Regions from separate parts of the Homo sapiens genome. Here region 2 is linked to region 1. A link is an interaction called in ENCODE POLR2A ChIA-PET data of the cell type or tissue named here. Cell type or tissue: OCI-LY7. All regions are shown on one strand. Each heading gives the region's core, and the rest is flanking DNA. Links, peaks and the distances in the headings are about the cores only.

Region 1 (2,917 bases), core at 149-2,648:
ACATTATGGGTTTCTTTAACCAAAGGATGGAATATTCATGAAGTTTCCTGAAAAAGGTAAAGATTTCTCAGAGCTGTGGTGCCACCCATTTTTACACCAAACATGAGTGTTCCAGGAAATGGAATGGCCCTGGTGGGTGTGTGATTTGGTATGTTATTGAGCATATAATGAGGTTCCAGGCAAAACCTAGGAGAAACTCAGCACCATATTGGATCCAGTTGCTTTTAACCAGCCTTGGCTCACACCCTGGTTCTCAGGTTCTTATTGACCCCTGGATTATGCAGCTATTTCAACAGTTTCCTTTTTTACTAGTCAAACTGCTGCCTGGAATCTTCCATTCTCCTGTGACCACCCTTATTATTCCTGTCTCAATACTACCATCTTGTTTAACACAGTTAGGGGGTGCCTGTGGCCTGTAGAATAAAAACTACACTTGACAGCTTGACATAGACATTGCAAACAGTAAGCATTCAATAAATGCTGAATTAACACGTGAATGGGGACTGTGGAGTGATAAATAGCTAATGCACTCGGGTACTGTGCTGGGGAGACTCCTTGTTCCCCTTCACCATATGCTTTGCTTCTGCTCCAGTGGAGGGCAGAGCAGAGGGGAGGGCTAGAAGGAGTACCTCCCAATCTTCTTGTCACTCCATACTGCCCACTGCTCCTGATCTCCTGCAGGAGGAATGCATGCACGCAGCCAGACACACACACCCACACTCACACCAGTGTCTGTCTGTCTGTCTATCTATCTATCTATCTATCTATCTATCTATCTATCTATCTATCTATCTATCTATCATCTATGTACCCTATCCATCTATCTACCTATCTATCATCTATCTCAAGTCAGCTGTGCTACTTTAGGCACCTGGACTATACCTTGCTTTATTTCACCTCTGCACATTTGCATAAGAGTTCCTACTCCTATGCTCCACTCAGTAGCTTCTAACTAATCCTTATTCAACTGCAGCAATGCTCTCTAGGATTTTTTCCTCCAGACCCCCATCCTTGGATTGGATAACTCATCCTCATCTGGCTCTCAGAGCCTTATCCCGACACTGTTCACAGTAACATAGGCATTAAAAAGAAATTTTTTTCTTTTTAACCTTGGTAAGGTTTTCCTTTTAATGAAAAGCAGCCCCCAAATCATTTCTTTTCTAGCAAAGAGCAACCTGTAAAATTGGGCTGCAGACATAGATAAGCAATCTGGAAGCTTGCAAGAGTGAATGCCGGCAGCTGTGCCAATAGGAAAAGACTATCTGGGGGCCAGGCATGTTCAACATGGATTCTTCATCTTCCCTTTTCTTTGTCAACCACGTGTACAGTAAGGAACAGACAACATGGCACCAGCCAGGTATAGACCCCGTCTGCGTAATAAAAGATTAGGATGGGATGGCCAGCTTCTTTGTATGCTATGTAAACATCACACCTGGTCTGACCAATCTCTCGGGTCCTAAGTAAATCAGACACCACTTCCTCAAGCTCGTCTATAAAATGCCTTGCATTTCACCACAAAACAGGAAGATCCACTCAGGTGCCCCTCTCTCTGTGCAGGCAAGAGAGCTATTCTTTTTTCTCTTTCTTTTGCCTATTAAACCTCTGCTCTTAAACTCACTTCTTGTGTGCCTGAGTCCTTGATTCCCTTGGCGTGAGACCACAAACCTCAGGTATTCACCCCAGACAATGATGCCACTTCAACAGTACTTTTCAAACTTTGCCTTTTTGCTTGCTTTTCTCTCTAAATAGTGAATTTCATAAGGACAGGGACTCTCTTTCATGGCATGAGTTGGCATCTGGCACATAGCTGGCCCTCCTTCAATGTTTGCTGAATCAATGAATGAATGCTGAATGTTGAGCTGCAGATGGTTAGTGCACAACTGAACTAGAGGGGAAGTAAGAACCCCCTTAGGGGTTTCTTTTGTTTCTGTTTCTGCTTGAAGGAGGACAGAAGCTCTGCCCAGTTTCCTCTCCTTCTCAGAGGACGGCTGGAGGAAACACTTCCCATCCCTCTCTTACCCCTGGCCATCCCTGGCCTCCACAGTAGGAGAGTGGCGGTGGGGTTTATTGGTTGCTCTCCTTTGCATAGGCACAGCTGAGGATGAGGGCCCCGGAAGTAGACTGAGGCGCGTGGTATGAAATCCTACTTGTTTCCTGTGCCTAAGCCACCCCTGCCCATGGGGCTTTGCCAGAACTTCTCATTGGGTTTTGCTTACCTAGCTCTTAACACGTTAATTCCTACTTGCTCTTCCTTGAGTGTAAGCTTCTGTCAGAGTCCAGAAGGAAGGGGTGGGGAATTGGCCTGCTGCCCTCACTCTCTCAGTTTGCTTTGAGCTATGGAGTCTACATCTGACCAGAATTATTGGTAGCAGGTTAATCCACCCTAAAAGGCTTTCAAAAGGAGCTACAGAAGACCAAGCAAATTGAACACAGTGCCATAAAGTTGTGAGGCCCTTTCCATCCATTACTTACAAAATCATGCTGTTGATTTCATACCCATGAGCCCCTGGCTGACTCTGGTCGGCCAGTGCTTCTCTCTCACTGCAGAGAGTGAGCTGGATTGCCCGCTATGTCTAAGTGCACTGTTTGGGGGAGCACATCCTAATCTGAAGAAGAAATAGCCATTATTAGCAAATTATTAAAGTGGCTAACTGTTACCAGAGCTTTTATGTGCCAGGCACTGTGTTAAGCCCTCAACATGCAATTTCTCATTTATCCTCTGAACAAACCTGTAAGGCAGATACTATTATTAGCCCCAATTACAGATTAGAAAGCTGAGGCTTGGAAACAGTAAGCAACTTGCATAGTAATTCAAATCTAGGAAACACTGATGCCAAAGTTCAAATTATATTAATATTTATTATTTATAATATGCCAGACTCACACTGTCTCCTACAGTAGCCATTGGCCACATTTA
Region 2 (2,917 bases), core at 221-2,720, 490 kb after region 1:
TCACCTGATTCTAGCATTTGTTTTCTTTCTACTTAGACAATAATTAGTACATCTCCCATCCACAAATGAGGAATGGCAGGTGGGCTGTTACATTTTTCCCAGCTCATCCTTTCTACATTAGCTCCCTTTCCCTTGATTCAGCTTGTCTGTCAAGTCCTGTTTTGCTGACTGGTTCCCCTTCCCCCTGCTCTATCAGCTAAGGGACTCACCGAAGCTAACAGGACAGTGGTCGCTTTGAGAATGCCCTGGGCTCTGGACTCCCCAGGAAAAGGGCCTTTGAGTAACCAGGTGGCAAGAAGAACATGAGGGCTGGGTGGTGCCCACTGGGGTTGGGGCCCCTCCCTAAAAGACCCGGTGCCCCCAGAACCCACCTTTCTCCTCTTTACCCTGACTTCAGCAGGAAAAGGAAGTCCTAGGTTTGTGTACTGAAGAAAATGAGTTCTAGTTCCCTAATGCACAGGGCCTCGGAACTGACTGAAATAAATCTCGAGTTGTCATTTTCATGTGTTTTGAATTTCTTTAAAGCCCACCCCTACATAACCAAAGAAACAACAGCTTGACTGCCTTCGAGGACGAAGTCTGTGCCTGAGCTGGGGCATTTCCTTTTATACCCTTAGCGAGTACATTTCAAGGAAACCTGTCCAGCATCACACCCCAAGGTTCTCGAAAAAAATAGCCTCTTTCATAAATCCTATAAAGCCAACCTGTTGGCTTCCTTTCCATAACAACATCATGACCCCACCCTGCTTTTCTGAAAGTACAGTGGTTTCCAATGCATAATGTGTGGTAAAACCACTTTGGAAAACTGGCAGTTTCTTAAGACGTTATACATGCACTCACCATGTGATCCAGTCATCCCACTCCTAAGTATTCACCCAAGAAAATTGTAAGTATATGTCCCCATAAAGACTAGTATGTGAGTGTTTATTACAGCTTTACTCTGTGGTAGGCAAAAACTGCTAACAGCCTAAATGTCCATCAAGTAGTAAATGGATAAGTTAACTGTGAAATATCCGTCCAATGGAATAGGGAATGAATGACCGATTCACACAGCAACATGGACAAGTCTCCAAACAATTATGCCAAGTAGCCAGACCAAAGGGAGTTCATACTGTATGATTTCACTTGTATAAAACTCTAAATAATGCAAACTAATCTATACTGACGGAAAGCAGAATCACTGATGTCCTGGCAATAGAGAGAGAGAGAAGGGGAGGTGGCTGGGCATGGTGGCTTACGCCTATAATCCCAGCACTTTGGGAGGCCAAGGTGGGTAGATCACCTGAGGTTGGGAGTTCGAGACCAGTCTGGCCAACATGGTGAAACCCCATTTCTATAAAAATACAAAAAATTAGCCAGGTGTGGTGGTGTGCGCCTGTAGTCTCAGCTACTCAGGAGGCTGAGGCAGGAGGATCACTTGAACCTGGGAGGCAGAGGTTGCAGTGAGCCAAGATTGCACCACTGCACTCCAGCCTGGGTGACAGAGCAAGACTCCATCTCAAACAAAAAAAAAAAGAGAGAGAGAGAGAGGGAAGGGGAGTGTGGGAGGGCAGGAGGGCAGGTGGGTACAAAGGAAACCTCAGTGGGGGATAAATATGTTCACTGTCTGGGTTGTGTGAGAGCTTCGCAAGGGTGTATGTACGTCAGAACTTACATTCTGCATTTTAATATTTGCAGTTTATTATAATTGGACCTCAATAAAGCTGTTCAAGTAAGGCAGGAAAAAGCAAAGTACGATGAAAACCTTCTGGCACTTCACTTCTCAGTGTCATCTCCGGCTGTCAGCAGGCCCTGAGGAGGAAAGCAACCAGAACTTCCTCCTGGTAACCTCTCTGCTGGTAGCTTTTCAAAAGTGCACTGGAGTGCCTTGTGCTGTTGTAGCCAACTTGAGAGATCACTACGGACCCACGTGGGTTTTTTTTGTTTTGGTTTGTTTTTGTGGGTTTTTTCCTTTTATTTTAGCTTCAGGGGTATATGTGCAGGTTTGTCATATAGGTAAATTGCGCGTCATGGGGGCTTGGTGTATAGATTATTTCGCCACCCAGGTTAATAAGCATAGTACCTGACTGGTAGATAGTTTTTTTATCCTCACCCTCCTACCTCCCTCCATCCTCAAGGGGGTCCCAGTGTCTGTTATTCCCTTTTTTGTGTCCATATGTACTCAACATTTAGCTCCCATTTATAAATGAGAACATGTGACATTTGTTTTTCTGTTCTGTGTTAATTCACTTAGGATAATGGCCTCCAGTTCCATCCATGTTGCTTCAAAGGACAGGATCTTGTTCTTTTTTATGGCTGTGTAGTATTCCATGATGTATATGTACCACATTTTCCTTATCCAGTCTATCGTTGATGAACATTTAGGTTGATTCCATGTTTTTGCTATTGTGAATAGTGTTGGAATGAACATACATGTTCACATGTCTTTATACCCATATGTTTTTAAGATTAAATTAGATAGATAGATAGACAATTTGTATATGTATATGTATGTGTGTTTCACATACATATTTCCTGTCTCTGTCTGCTGAGAGGACCTAAAAGCAATGATACACAGCATAATTAGCACCTAGTGCCCTGATCTTGGAATCTAAATATCTTTCTCCACTAAACAGCCAGGGCTCCTTGGAGACATGTAACTACATGTTGATGGTGTTGGATTTGAAGACCAGCTAAGTTGGTCTTCAAACCCCATACCACCAACATGGAAGCAAACCAGTGTCACATTTGTCCTAAAGAGTTGAGGAGGGAAGACACATCATCTTTATTCCTGGAAAAAAGGTCAACCTAAATCAAAGAATGAGGAAGCATCAGAAAAACGCAAAATGAAGGACTTTCTGCAAAGTAATTGGCCAAATATCAAGGTCAAGTGAGACAAAGAAAAACTGAGAAACCATCTCAGGTTGAAGGAGACTAA

The links. ChIA-PET counts read pairs that join two places held together with the same protein. Peaks named below come from ENCODE experiments on the same cell type or tissue, not always from the same donor. Only the 100,000 strongest peaks of a DNase experiment are listed, where the experiment ranks them.
Region 2: POLR2A ChIA-PET joins it to region 1 with 5 read pairs; 1 of 35 experiments calls an interaction of 5 or more read pairs at or near these places.

Annotation. Positions count from the first base shown.
Region 1 is chr3:46,382,740-46,385,656 of GRCh38, reverse strand. The region is part of intron 2 of CCR5AS (CCR5 antisense RNA); the gene reads left to right. Among named protein-coding and RNA genes, the nearest start is that of CCR5, 13 kb to the right of the region's middle. In OCI-LY7, for the core only: no CTCF peak of the experiment used is centred there; DNase peaks (open chromatin) are centred at 1,476 and 1,906; H3K4me3 peaks cover 1,460 bases; H3K27ac peaks cover 1,599 bases.
Region 2 is chr3:45,891,756-45,894,672 of GRCh38, reverse strand. All of the region lies in intron 1 of CCR9 (C-C motif chemokine receptor 9), which reads right to left. It also overlaps a transcript of LZTFL1 not described here. Among named protein-coding and RNA genes, the nearest start is that of CCR9, 6.7 kb to the right of the region's middle. In OCI-LY7, for the core only: no CTCF peak of the experiment used is centred there; no DNase peak of the experiment used is centred there.